2 separate regions of the Homo sapiens genome follow, and region 2 is linked to region 1. A link is an interaction called in ENCODE POLR2A ChIA-PET data of the cell type or tissue named here. Cell type or tissue: OCI-LY7. All regions are shown on one strand. Links, peaks and the distances in the headings refer to the core of each region. The heading gives the core; the rest is flanking DNA.

The links. Peaks named below come from ENCODE experiments on the same cell type or tissue, not always from the same donor. Only the 100,000 strongest peaks of a DNase experiment are listed, where the experiment ranks them.
Region 2: POLR2A ChIA-PET joins it to region 1 with 7 read pairs; 2 of 35 experiments call an interaction of 5 or more read pairs at or near these places.

Annotation. Positions count from the first base shown.
Region 1 is chr10:110,854,640-110,861,974 of GRCh38, forward strand. LOC124902499 (a long non-coding RNA gene) reads right to left here and starts at 4,218. Exons shown (of 2, transcript XR_007062287.1): 1 at 3,997-4,218. It overlaps LOC124902500 (a long non-coding RNA gene), which reads left to right and starts at 5,900. Exons shown (of 2, transcript XR_007062288.1): 1 at 5,900-6,532. RefSeq lists a cis regulatory region at 2,946-3,315, enhancers at 3,151-3,280, 3,321-3,450, 4,736-5,235, 5,733-5,862, 6,133-6,442 and a silencer at 6,723-6,792. In OCI-LY7, for the core only: no CTCF peak of the experiment used is centred there; DNase peaks (open chromatin) are centred at 3,112 and 4,096; H3K4me3 peaks cover 1,853 bases; H3K27ac peaks cover 2,833 bases.
Region 2 is chr10:110,559,106-110,566,440 of GRCh38, forward strand. It overlaps LOC105378483 (a long non-coding RNA gene), which reads right to left. Exons shown (of 2, transcript XR_946318.2): 2 at 5,396-5,908. Among named protein-coding and RNA genes, the nearest start is that of SMC3, 4.9 kb to the right of the region's middle. RefSeq lists an enhancer at 6,893-7,335. In OCI-LY7, for the core only: no CTCF peak of the experiment used is centred there; no DNase peak of the experiment used is centred there.

The DNA of each region.
Region 1 (7,335 bases), core at 1,418-5,417:
AAGAGGTCAATATCAAATATGATCCCATTATTGTACTCACTTATATAAACAATTCTACAATTTGTTAATGTTGATTATTAACTAGAATGTTAATACTGGTTATTTCTATGTGATGGGTTGCAGATATTAACTTTTTCATCTTATCACCTATATTTTCTTTTTCTACATAAACAATTATGATTTGTGTAGTGAAATGTATTTAAAGAAAAAAGTGTCAGGAGGGCTGCTATTGTCGATATCTCATATTGGGCAGCCACCTTGGTGGCCTTGAAAAGCACCAGACCGTAAGCTCCTTGAGGGCAGCCCCATGCTTCTTGGGTGCCTCTCCTTATCCCAGGGCACAGTGAGTCCCAGACAGAGGTGTGTAGCTCAATGGGTTGCATTTCTCTACAAGCCCACAGTGTTTACCCCGATGTGAAGATAACAGCTCCACTCACTGAACAAAGACATTTCTTCTGATTGCAAATTTTATTTCCCAATTCCCCCTTTTAGCGCCTCCCACAGTGGGTGTGGCATCTGTGTTGGGAAAAGTTCACACTCTAAATACAAGTGAAGGCATAATGAATTTACGTTCCAGGCCAACTCATCAACAAGCATGTTTGTTAGTATCATTTCTAAGAAGTCTTCAAGAATAATTCAACACCAGCCGGGCATGGTGGCTCATGCCTGTAATCCCAGCACTTTGGGAGGCCAAGGCCAGTGGATAACCTGAGGTCAGGAGTTCGAGACCAACCATGGCCAATATGGTGAAACCCTATCTCTACTAAAAGTACAACATTCGCTGGGTGTGTTGGTGCATGCCTGTAATCCCAGCTACTTGGGAGGCTGAGGAAGGAGAATAGTTTGAACCCGGGAGGCAGAGGTTGCAGTGAGCCAAGATCGCACCACTGCACTCTAGCCTGGATGACAATAGCAAAACTCTGTCTCAAAAAAAGAAAGAAAGAAGAATTCCAGACCAAAGTGACTGCTCCTCACTGTCCTAGTGGTTAATTTGGGTAGTGTTTTATACATTTTCAGTACAATAGCATCTCTATTATTTGATTTGATCCTTGGACAAAACTCTGGCATGCAGAGAACAGGTATAATTGTGTCCTCCAGAGCACTCGTGAAAGAGTTATGTATTTTCCCATATATGAAATTTCAAGATATTGAAAAGTTTCCCCCTTAAGCACCAAAACTTTATTTACTAGAAACATTTGTAAGAAAATTTTCCTAAAATAACATTCGGTAAAGCCCTGCCTTGTTAAACAGTAGTTACAGAGTACAATCATTTGAAATTTCCTTGGAAAGCCTTTGTAAGCATCAATTGTCATACCAGGCTCCTAGGCAGATGGCTTTGTAGATACTGCCACGTGTAAATGCCTTTGCCCTAGTACTAAACGGTTCCCATTGCTTTGGAAGATCTTGCTTCTGCCCTACAGTTTTTCTTTCCATTTCCTTGCTCTCTCTCTGCTTTTTTATGTTTCTATCAGCAATCAGTGTGCCTATCTCTAGCAGCTGAACTTCCTGCTCATCAATTGTTTGTCATCTATGATAGGCTCGGAAGCCAGAAAACCAAGCATATTCTCAACATGAACAGGCAACCTACAACATGGGAGAAAATTTTCGCAACCTACTCATCTGACAAAGGGCTAATATCCAGAATCTACAATGAACTCAAACAAATTTACAAGAAAAAAACAAACAACCCCATCAAAAAGTGGGCGAAGGACATGAACAGACACTTCTCAAAAGAAGACATTTATGTAGCCAAAAAACACATGAAAAAATGCTCATCATCACTGGCCATCAGAGAAATGCAAATCAAAACCACTATGAGATATCATCTCACACCAGTTAGAATGGCAATCATTAAAAAGTCAGGAAACAACAGGTGCTGGAGAGGATGTGGAGAAATAGGAACACTTTTACACTGTTGGTGGGACTGTAAACTAGTTCAACCATTGTGGAAGTCAGTGTGGCGATTCCTCAGGGATCTAGAACTAGAAATACCGTTTGACCCAGCCATCCCATTACTGGGTATATACCCAAATGACTATAAATCATACTGCTATAAAGACACATGCACACGTATGTTTATTGCGGCATTATTCACAATAGCAAAGACTTGGAACCAACCCAAATGTCCAACAATGATAGACTGGATTAAGAAAATGTGGCACATATACACCATGGAATACTATGCAGCCATAAAAAATGATGAGTTCATGTCCTTTGTAGGGACATGGATGAAATTGGAAGCCATCATTCTCAGTATACTATCGCAAGAACAAAAAACCAAACACCGCATATTCTCACTCATAGGTGGGAATTGAACAATGAGATCACATGGACACAGGAAGGGGAATATCACACTCTGGTCTGGGGACTGTGGTGGGGTGGGGGGAGGGGGAAGGGGGAAGGGATAGCATTGGGAGATATACCTAATGCTAGATGACGAGTTAGTGGGTGCAGCGCACCAGCATGGCACATGTATACATATGTAACTAACCTGCACAATGTGCACATGTACCCTAAAACTTAAAGTATAAAAAAAAAAAAAAGTTAAAAAAAAAAAAAAACAACCAAGAAAACACAGGCTCCAGGAGGAGCTCTAAGGGATTTTTATCTGAGTAAAGGGGATAGACTGATAAGAGAGGTCATTTCTTCTGCTCGTTCACAGGTCTTTTGAGATTTTCTTTGCTTTCACACTGATGTGGTTTTACTGCACTAGCTCCATTTTACGGATGGGGACATGGATGCCAATAAGACAAGATGACTCAGTCAAGGCCACATGGCAAGTGAGTGGGTGTCTTCCTCCATCCATGGCCCTGTCAGTTTTGGCTTGGATGAGCCAAGTGGTAGAAGCGTGACTGGGGCAAAGCTCACCAGCACCTCTCCTGGACTTTTCTTCAGAAGAGAGGGTCAGCAGTAGCCCCTCTGGGAGGTTTAAACAACTCCATGATACACCTGGATCCCTTCTGCTAATGCAGCAGGCCCCTTCATTTCCAGAAATTAGAGCTTGCCAAACAGCTGTGTTTACATTCAGAGCCGTAGTTTATCGCTGCTGGTCCTGGAAGGGATTGTTCAAGCTTATCTTCTCTAGATAGCAACGTGCTGAGGGTTGCACAATTCTGACCTAGATTGAAATCAGCTGCAAAACACCTAGTCCTGAACACACACACGCACACGTCTCAGGAGACTCAAGGCACTGCAACTCACTGACACATTCTCTCCTCAACAGGCCAACTCTCTCCCATAATCCTGGGACCTGGGCCAAGGCAAGGCGGTACGGCAGCAAAGGTCCCAGGGGACTTTGTTGAGGCAGGACTGTTTCCCTGAGCTGGGTGCCGGCCTCCTGCCCCATGTGCCTCATTCTCTTGTCTTTCATGCAGGGAGACAGCTGGGTGAGAGGGCACAGAGAAGAAAGACAGTAGGCATCATGCTGCAGAAGATTCAGGGCCAGAACAAAGGGCAGCCATTGACAGCTGCACATTTTATGCAAATCTTGAACGGTTTCATCCAGGGAACAAAACCCTTGTGAAAATGGTGGAAAAGGGCCCTTTCCCTTTTAGAAATTCTACGGTCTGACTACTCCAGATGGTAGAAGACTAACAAAAAGCTCCAGCCCCCATGGCTCTGATCTGCCCACTGCCTGGTCAGAAACCTTTAAGAGCTTTCAACAGTTGGCCCTATAAAGTCCAAACTCATTCAAGACTCTTTATGGACTGGCCACATCTTTAGCTCCCTCCCAGCCCAGAGTCACCCTCTGCCTGCTCTCAACCTTCCTGGTCTTTTATCTGTACCCCTCCTTGTGCACTTATCACTTTCCACTATGTACAATGGTTGTTTTTATGAGTCTTATCATTCCTGCTGGCCTAGTCTATCAGTTCCTTAAGGGCAGGGCCTATGCTTGTTTATCTTTGTACGTTGAAGCTTTAGTATGGTATGCATTATGGGGTGCCCAATAAAATTTATTGAATTAAACCAGGGACTCTCCCACAGGGATGAACTTACCTTGAGAAAGACATCTAAATTCCTCACTGAACCCAGGAGCAGGAAGGACACCTTCACCCCAGCCTGCATAGGAAGTGTTTCAGATAGTAATCTCAAGGTCATGTGGTCCAACTCTTCTATTTCAGGAGATGAAGAGACTGAGATCCAAGTGTTGGGCTAGGGACAGTAGATGTTATGAGTTTCATCTATAGGTGAGGGAGCTGAGGCTCTGGCAGCAGAAGTCACTTTCTCTTTTTTTTTTTTTTTTTTTTTTTTGTGATGGACTCTTGCTCTGTTGCCCAGGCTGGAGTGCAGTGAAATGATCTCAGCTCACTGTAACCTCTGCCTCCTAGATTCAAGCAATTCTCCTACCTCAGCCTCCTGAGTAGCTGGGATTACAGGCATGTGCCACCACGCCCAGCTAATTTTTGTATTTTTAGTAGAGACAAGGTTTCATCATGTTGGCCAGGCTGGTCTTGAACTCCTGACCTCATGATCCACCTGCCTCGGCCTCCCAAAATGTTGGGATTACAGGCATGAGGCACCGCGCCCGGCTAGAAGCCACTTTCCTAATGTCAGGAAGGTAGAAGGTGGTAGATTTAAAGGGATTTAAAGCAGGGTCTGCCTGACTCAGAAGCTTATTTTCTGTTGTGAAGGAGCCCACCTACAGCCTCCGCCCCTGAACATCCAGCTGCCCTGCTGGTTTCCCAGAACAGGACTCTGTCTGGCCAAGCCCTGGGGCTGGTTGGACACTGAGGTAGGCAGCACCTGGCTTGGGTGCATTTGGAGCTCCATGGCTGGAGAAGCTGTTTATGAACTCTGCCCATCCAAGGCCTGGCAGCACAGCTACCCCAGCTGGGTCTTTTCACAGAAGGCCTGTCGGGCAGGTCCTAGAACATCACACAGAGCCTTTGTCCAGAAGGCATGGTGTTTTCCAGTGAGAAGTTTGCATTGCCTACACTGGCAGGAGGCAAGGGAAGTGGAGACCACCAGCCTTTTGCCAGCAGGAGTCTGCTCCCAGAGGGAAAAGGGGAGGAGAGGGAGCTCAGGCCAAGAAGGACCCAAGTGGAAACTCGAGAGGGAAATGGCCTCGGCAGTATTTAGGGCAGTAGATTGGGAACTCCTTAAGAGCTGGAATTGAGTTTTGTGTTGAAACAGCTCAGGCTAATTTCAAATCTCAAGCCTGCCCTTTACTGCTTGTGAGGCCTTGGGCGATTTTTTTGACCTTTCTGAACCTTAATTTCCTCATTTGTTGTGTGAGGGGGATAATAGCAGTATCTTGCTGGATGTGATGAGGATCAGAGACCAAGGAGTACGCAGGCACACAGCAGTCACTCAATAAATGGTGGAGTCCACATACATTTTTGTAAGCATTCCTTCTGTTTCTGGATTTATGAACTGATAAAAGGCCAGGGCTGCAGAGGACACCCAGGCAATGGTGTCACATGACTGTTAACTGAGAAAAGGAAACGAAATTACCAGGAGTAAACCCACATTTAGAGGAACTTTGGCCCAGAAACAGCTGGGGGTAAGGCAATCTGTTTCTAGTTAGGAAGCAGCCAATGGAAGAACTGTGAAATTCTTCAGTTGTTGCTAGAGCTGTTGCTTCATAAATGTTCTAAACTTAGCATGTGTATGGGGGTGTGTGTGTATCTATGTGGTGTGTATGGGGGTGTATGTGTGTGGTGTATGGCATGTATGTATGTGTGTGGTGTATGGCATGTATGTATATGTGTGTGTGATGTATGTGTATTATGTGTATATATATATATGTGGTGTACATGCTTCTCTACGGTAAGATTGTGGAAGCCTTGTCTTTCTCACCTTCAACAGTGCTCAATAGTACAGGAAGGAAAGACACATATTTATTTTAGAAATGCTTGATCCTTTAGTATATGTTTTTTCTATAATTCTCCCAGTGGCTCTCAGACAAGGAAAGTGAGGCTCAGAGAGGCTTCTTGTTTAAACTCAACCTGCTGGTTAGTGCCAGAGGTCCACCCTGGGCTTAGATCTGCTTGACAACAGTAGGCATTGTTGGCTTGACTCCTAAAAGAAGAAGGCCACAAATGCAAATACAGTCGGGGTTTTGTTCTATGGTCTGCTCTTCAGGCAACTTTTCTTGTGGTATGTCACCTAGGTACCTGTGTTCTGTTCTGGCTCTCAGACTTGCAACTTCCTGCACAGCACGTTGTCACTCTGGTTTTATTTTTGTCAGCTCTTCCTCTGAACCAGGCCTCACCCCAGAGAAGCAGACTCAGGGAGGGCAGGAACAGCTCTGGGGCTATTGGGCCTAGCCCCTGGGCTGATGTAGAAGCATCAGTTCTGCCTCAGGCTGGGACAGCTGGAGTGTCAGCCTGCGCGTTCTGCCTGGGATCCAGCATGGCTGCGGTCCCTGGAGGGCTTCAGCTTCCCGCCATTCCTGGGAGGCCTCTACAGATGGCCACAGTTCACCTTCTGGCAAATTCACAGCAAACTCAAGCATGAGCTGCAAGTGCTGAGGACAGCTTATTGCAGTTCATTCTCCTGAGTAACTCCACACACACCTAGCAAATGACAGGTAGGCATCTGCCGGGCTAAACCAGGAAGTAAAACTCTGTGGGCAGCCTCAGACAGGCTCTTGTACAGAAAATAGAAATCTTATTAGTTCCTTTAGTCTTTCACCAAACATTTATTGACAACCACCTGCCTACAATAAGCCTGATGCAGGGGCAAGGTTTTTGCCTTTCAGAAGGCCACAGTCCAGTGGGGAACTGATGTCAAAACAAACAGCTGAGCTTGGGGAGCAGCATGATAACAGATAGGCATATCATGGCAGGAATGGAGGAAGAGTCTCTTCACTCTGCCCTGGCCTGGGGAAAACTTCTCATGGGAAGCATTACTTTACCTAAGCCTGAAGGATCAGTTAGATTTCAATAAGTAAAAATAATATCGAAAGCTATTAAAGTATTATTATTATTTATTAGATACTTGCAATATGTCAAGCATCCTACTAAGTACTTTACAAACATTATTTCATTTAATTTGAATAACATCCCTAATTCAACGATACTGTAATTATCCCCATTTTACAGGTGAGGAAACTGAGGATCAGAAAATGTGAAATAACTCACTCAAAACTAGGAAATAGAAGAACAAATAGTCAAACCAACTTCTGCAGATTCCAGAGCCCAGGCTTTTATGCTTTTTAATATGTTCAAAAAATATAATAATATAAATAGGTAAATGTCTTGTTCCCCTCCTGGCATCTCCTGCTGGTCTCTGTATATCCCATACACACCAACTGCCTGCTGCCCTTATAGATGTAAACAGTTACATTGGTTTTTTATATGTTATTCAGTGTTTATGTCAATATAAATGAGT
Region 2 (7,335 bases), core at 2,240-6,239, 290 kb before region 1:
TTCAGGTGAGTGGTTCTCCTCTGCTGAAATACCTTCATCCTTCCTCTTCGTGAACCCAAATCCACCTCAGTCTGCAGACACCTTCCAAGTCACTTTCCTACCTGACCCCACTTCACCCCACCAGGACTGTGACTCAACCACGCTGACCAAGAGTCTACGATGGGGCCAGTCATTGTTTCTAGGGTCTTCTACCTTCCTCATCTCATTTCAACCCACAGAAAACATGTGAGGCAGATTTTTTTTCCCCCATTTTAGAGCTGATATAACCCAGGCTCAGGAAAGTTGAGAACTCCAGCTTCTTGACTCTCCAGGTTTTGTGCTCTTTTCTTTTCCCCATAACTCAAGGTGTTTTTTCCCTCATCAATGTCTTTTCCTTTATAAACATTCTAGTATTTCTGTGTACCATTCAGAAGAACTGCAAGAATTTTAGATCCAGGGTTAGGTGAGTCTCATGTAACAGTCTGTGGGAGGTTGGAAATGGAATAATTTCTACTTCAGTTATGCTGGATATTAAAATAAAGGTTGCCAAAAACATATTTCATTGCAAGCATCCAAGTTACTGGATGTCCAGAAATGAGAGGTATAGGGGCCAAGGCTCTGGCCCCCCTGGAGGTTGGAAAATCACTGACACGAGGCAGATTAATAAGAGAAAAGGCATACAAATTCATTTAACATGCACATGCTCAGGGAGAATCACAGAGTAACTGCCCATCCCCTAAAAGGTTTCAGAAGCTCCTCCAAAATTCTTAACTGAGTTTTGAGAAATGCATAAATCGTGGAATCCAAATCTCTATAAAGATACAGAACATTATCATCAGCTCTCAGAAAATTCCCTATGTTCCTTCCTGGTTCTCTCCAACTCTCCCTGAAGCTATCACTTTTCTGATTTTTTTTAACCTATATGCCCTCATTGTCAGACAGAGTTGATTTTTTTCCACCATAGATGCTTTTCACCTGTTCAAGAACTTCATATACATAGAATTACACAGTGTGTATTCATCAGGGGAAAGCTGTTTTCACTCAGTAGAATACATATATTTTTTCCTTTTTGTGGAGAATGGGGTCTTGCAATGTTGCCCAGGCTGGTGTCAAACTTCTGGGCTCAAGCGTTCCTTACACCTCTCCATCCCTAAGTGTTCGGATTACAGGCATGAGTTACCGCCCCCGGCCACACTCAATATAATATTTTGGAGATTCAGCCACGTCACGGCATGTGTCTGTAGTTCACGTCTCTTTTTTTTTTTTTTTTTCTTTTTTGAGATGGAGTCTTGCTCTTGTTGCCTAGGCTGGAGTGCAGTGGCACGATCTCGGCTCACTGCAACCTCTGCCTCCCGGGCTCAAGCGATTCTCCTGCCTCAGCCTCCTGAGTAGCTGGGACTACAGGTGTGCACCAGCATGCCCAGCTAATTTTTATATTTTTAGTAGAGATGGGTATTCACCATGTTGGCCAGGATGGTCTCGATCTCTTGACCTCGTGATCCACCCACCTTGGCCTCCCAAAGTGCTGGGATTACAGGCATGAGCCACTATGCCTGGCCAAACCTCCCTTTTCCTAGTAACTTGTTTTTTGCATTTCATTGCTTTCTCCCAAAAATACTTATACTAGATTTAGGGATTTTGTATTAAATATCTTTTAAATTATAAAAGATAATTTAAACCAGAAAATGTATCAGCTTACGTTACTGTTAAATAATGTAGTTTTGTGTTTAACTTTCTAGTGATACAGTTACTACTGAGTGAAAAATTGGGAATCTGGAACCTGGCATATTTGAATCTATGCCAGAATTTGGATTTCTGCATTAATCTAAATAGCTGAAGCTTTGTGTAAAGACGATCTAAACCTGAGATTTCAATAGCACATTTGAAATTATGATGTATTTCAATTATATACAGCACTGTTATATTTTATGAAATAGTTCAAGAATGACTTAGATAATCTACACATTATCATCTGTACATGGTCTAAGTATCGGTATGGTTCAAAGATTCACTGTTGAAATATTTTCCTAGGTTTTTCCAGCTTTATTAAGATATATTTCACATACAATAAAATTTACCCATTTAAAATATGGAGTTGTTATTTTCACTATATTCAAGAAGTCATGCAACCATCATTACAATATAATTTTAGGATATTTTCAACACTCCCTTTCCTCCCCTAAAAAACAAACCTGTACTCCATTTTCAAACCTTCCCTTCCAATCCCCAGCCCCAGGCAGCCACTGAACTGTTTTCTGTCTCTGTGGATTTTCCTATTCTGGAAAGTGCCTAAATGTTTTCCAAAGTGGCTGCATCATCTTACAATCCCACCAGCAACATACGAGGCTTTCAATTTCTCCATATCCCAGCCAACACCTGTTATTGTCTGCCTTTTTATTTTAGCCATCCTAGTGGGTATGAAGTGGTATCTGACTGTGGTTTTGATTGACATTCCTCTGATGACTAATGATGTCGAGCATCTTTTCACACGTTTATTGGCCATTTGTTTATCTTCTTTGGAGAAATGTGTATTCAAATCTTTTGCCCATTTTTAAAGTGGGTTGTTTGTCTTTTATTGTTGAGTTGTGAGAGTTCTTTATATATTTTGGATATATATATACACACACACACACACACACACACACACACACACACACACACGTAAATTGTCAGGTATACAATTTGCAAATATTTTCTCCCAGTCTATATCTTTTCACTTCTGTTAGTGAACAACAGTTTTGAGGAAGTACAATTAATCTTTGTGTGTGTTACTTTGCTTTGGCAATGCATTACAGAAACCACTGCCAACACAAGGTCACAACGATTTACTCCTATGTTTCCATCTGGGGGTCTTGTAGTTTTAGCTCCTAGGTTTGCTAAATAAAATTTATAGAAAGTCATTGGTTTTCATGGAGCTCCTGCACTAGACCCAACAGACCAAACCAAAATGGATTTACTCATATTGAAGTTCCACAACACCATGCCAAAACTAAGTTGTTTATCTGAACTTTCAAGAAATCAAGAGAGAGAGAAAATAGCCAAATTCCCAAATAGGCCTGTTTTAGCCAGCATGATGAGGAAGCTTCCTCTGCTTTAACCTTTACAAGGAGAGCAACTTTGAAACAGCTGTGTTTTGTTTTCTGTCTGCTTTCCTCAGCCCTTTTCTATCTAGAAAGCCATGATCTTCTGCTCAACTCACCAGAATGTGCATTCTTTTTCATAGAATGAGGTGTTGCTTGATTCTAGAATCACAAGTAAAGCCAATTAAGATCTTTAAACTAAATTCATTATAATTTTGTCTTAGGACGTGTTTAAGTCTATAACCCATAGGGGTTTGTGGCTATGGTTCATAGACCATGTTGTTCTAGGAGTAAGATAAGTTGGCAGCCAGTGACGGTGTGTACATCTTCACTTACATACCAAATTAGATTAGGCTTGAGCGAGCACAAGCTGATGTCAGTCCCTGCAATGGAAAGTCTCAACCCCTCATCCAGTTTATGTACGGGAGGCAGATCTCACACCACAGCCCATCAACTGAAGGGGAAGCTGAGTCCCAAGGAAGGTGTATTTTCTCCTTGGGTATATTCAGTATCATTTCTTTCAATCTGACCCTAAAACTTAACAGAGTAACTGAACCCTAGGAAAAGGGGAACACCCAGATCTTTTGAGTGCTGTTGGACATAGGATCTGAGCTGACACTGAGCTCAAACATGTTTATGGCTCCCCTGATCCAGTGGAGGTGTACAAAGGCCAGGTGATACATGAAGTCCTGGCTCAAGTCTGTTTCACATTCGTTGCACTAGGTCCATAAACCCATCCTGCGGCAATTTCCCTGACCAATGAGCACACAGTCAAAATGGATTTTTTTCTCTTTTTTGAGATGGAGTCTCACTCTGTCACCCAGGCTGAAGTGCAGTGGTGTGATCTTAACTCACTGCAACCTCCGCCTCCTAGATTCAAGCAATTCTCCTGCCTCAGTCTCCCTAGTAGCTGGGATTACAGTTGCAGGCCACCATGCCTGGGTAATTTTTGTATTTTTAGCAGAGATGGGGTTTTGCCATGTTGGCTAGGCTGGTCTCAAACTCCATTTGGGTTATATAAGCCCCAAATTGTAACTGCCCTTTTGAGTCACATTTCTTTGTGAACTCCCACATGTACGTATGTGATTAAAATCTGCTTTTTCTTTTGCTAGTGTGTCATCCAGGCTGGAGTGCAGTGGCACAGTCATGATTCACTGCAGCCTTGAACGCCTAGGTTCAAGCCGTCCTCCCACCTCAGCCTCCGGAGTAGCTGGGACTACAGGCGATCGCCGCCAAGCCTTAAGCTCCTGTCCTCTTATGTTCATGGATTCCCCCCACTCCACACCTCACCCATAAACATAAAAGGGCAGAGGAAAAGTTTCTTTCTCCTCAACGCTATTAGGACACATTCATGCTAGAGGTAATCAGTAAATATCTGTTCAATGAATGAATGAATAATGGGGGGTGAGGTGGTCCCAGAGTGTTTGGTCAGTTTTCTCCTGGCATTTTGATCTTTCAGTTTAGCTCTTTGCTGTCTTTTCCCAGGGATTTGCTGACTACAAGTTTGGCTATGAACTAATAACAAAAATAGCTAACACTATGTCTTGTGCCAGTTATTTTAAATAAATCATCCTAATTTACCTGCAAGGAAATTTCCATAGATATCATTAAAATCTTTACTTATAGATGAGGAAACAGGCTTCAGGAGGTTAATCTTCCCCAGGTCATACATCAGCAAGTGATAGAGCCAGGATGTGACCCGGCTCTCCCAAAGTCTGACCACTGACTGTTGGGGCAAATGTCTATCTGCATCTTTGCTGCCTGGAAAGGCAGAGAATATTCCCATTTTATCTACAGAAAGTCACATGGTAAAATGACATGTCCCAACTCATGGAATTTGTCAAATGGAGTCAGCATAAGACCCTTGGGTTTCCAACCCAATGCAAAATAAGTACCCTTGCTCCTCACAGCATCAGTGAGAAAAATCTAAGACAGACCATACACATGATAGCACTTTGAAGCTGGGTGAGGAGCTACACAAATATACGGGATTATGATTGTTGTGTGTCTGTGCTTTGAGCATTAGAGACTCCCTTCTTAAAGAGACTTATGATTAGTGTCTCTTTTTCCCCTCCTCCCACTCCAGTGTGTCTAAGTGATCATGCTGAATCAATCTGAGGTGGGGTTGGGGGAGAGAAATAAAAACACTGAGGAGGTGATGCCATGTGTTGTTAATGGGATGTTTAGATGTAAAATGATGTTACCAAGCAAAAAGGGCTCAGTGCTTGATGTGCTAGAAGCCAATACTATGATACCGGGTTTTTGAGAAAAGAAAAGCTTTTTATTGCAAGTTGACTAAAAAGACAGGAATCCAGCTCGAATCTGTCTCTCTGTGCTAGGTTTAAAGCAGTAATTTTATTAGAAAAAAATTCATGGGTGGATTCTGGGATTAGTAGGTGATTGGCGGAAGGAAAGCGGAGGTCTAGAAAGTGCTGAGGCATGCACAGTTACCTCTTCATGCCACCACATGGATCATATGTCAAACTCGGGGAGTTTGTATGAACCATGCACTGGAAATTCAGGCTGTGATGTTAGCAAACCATTCTGCACAAACTCCAGTTAGTCATGTTGATTGCAAGCAATTTCAGTCAGTTTTTTAATATTACAAGTGGAGGGAGTTTCAGCAAGTTGTTTCTTTTCTCATCTGCTATCCTGCAAACTCAAGAATTTGTTAGTCACAGACTTCTTTAACTCTTTGGGGCACTGTTTCAAGGCTGCAGTTCTCCGTTGTTTAGCTATGAGCTAGTAGGCACTGTGCGGCTGGCATTCTGCTTTATGGTGGCAATTTCTTTCAGGAATGTCCCTTTGCTTCCAGATAGTTCATAGGTTTGAATAACTATTTATCCTGGCTAAAGGAGATCAATATGTTCGACTCCTACGTACTTACCAGAAGAGAATGATGCTCCTAAGGGGGATGAAAGGTGGGTGGAATGGGGACATAGGGAGCTTTTAAACACCAGTAGCTGGCATATGTAAGCCCTGCACGGTGGTAAGTACTTTGCTTCTGTGCATTTTTCACTCATAAATATATACTGAGTACTTTCTGTGAATTAGTTACTAAGTAACAGCAGGAACAAAATGAAGTCCCTTCTCTCTTGGATTTATATTCGTGCAGAGATAGACAATAAATACATAAATATAAATAAAAGCATTACATTCTCAAAATCACCTTTTGATTATTTTAGGTTTTTCGCTGATCTTTTTTTCTGCCTATATAAATTATATAAGCTAATTGTATAAGCTTCATTTAATATGGAAAAGCCTAAGGAAGAAAGTAAAACTCCCATCACTGTGAAAGCCATTCAAATGTTTTAGTCACCATCTTTTCATATTTTGCCTACATATGTATAAACAATTTTAGGTAGATAGGATTATCTTATACATCCTGTTTGTAATTCTAAATATGATGGAGTTTTATCATCTTCATTTTATAGACTAGGAAGTGGAGGCTTAGAATTTTTTTTTTTGAGACAGAGTCTCGCTCCATCACCCAGGCTGGAGTGCAGTGTCAGTCTCGGCTCACTGCAACCTCTGCCTCCTGGGTTCAAGTGATTCTCCTGCCTCAGCTTCCTGAGTAGCTGAGATTACAGGCGTCTGCACCACGCCCAGCTAATTTTTGTATTTTTAGTAGAGACGGAGTTTTGCCATGCTGAGCCTCCACTTCCTAGTCTATAAAATGAAGATGATAAAACTCCATCATATTTAGAATTACAAACAGGATGTATAAGATAATCCTATCTGCCACGTTGGCCAGACTGTTCTGAAACTCCTGACCTCAAGTGATCCACCCACCTGGGCCTCCCAAAGTGCTGGGATTACAGGCGTGAACCACCATACCTGTCCTAAGCTTTAAATAATACAACTAAAATCTAGAAGTAAAATGTTTAGATTGAGTGCAGTGGCTCATTCCTGTAATCCCAGCATTTAGGGAGGCAGAGGTGGGAGGATCGCTTGAGGCCAGAAGTTAGAGACCAGCCTGGGCAACATAAGGAGACCTGGTCTCTACAAAAACAAAAAAAAGCTGGGCTTGGTGGCCACAGCCTGTAGGCTGAGGTGGGAGGATGGCTTGAACCCAGGAGTTTGAGGCTGCAGTGAACCATGACCGAGCCACTATGCTCCAGCTCCACCCTGGGTGACAGAGCAAGATCCTGTCAAAAAAAAAAAAAAAAGTTAGAAATAAAGAAAAGAAAATGCTTACATATTTATTTAATTTATTTTGAGACAGTCTCGCTCTGTTGCCCAGGCTGGAGTGCAGTGGCGCGATCTTGGCTCACTG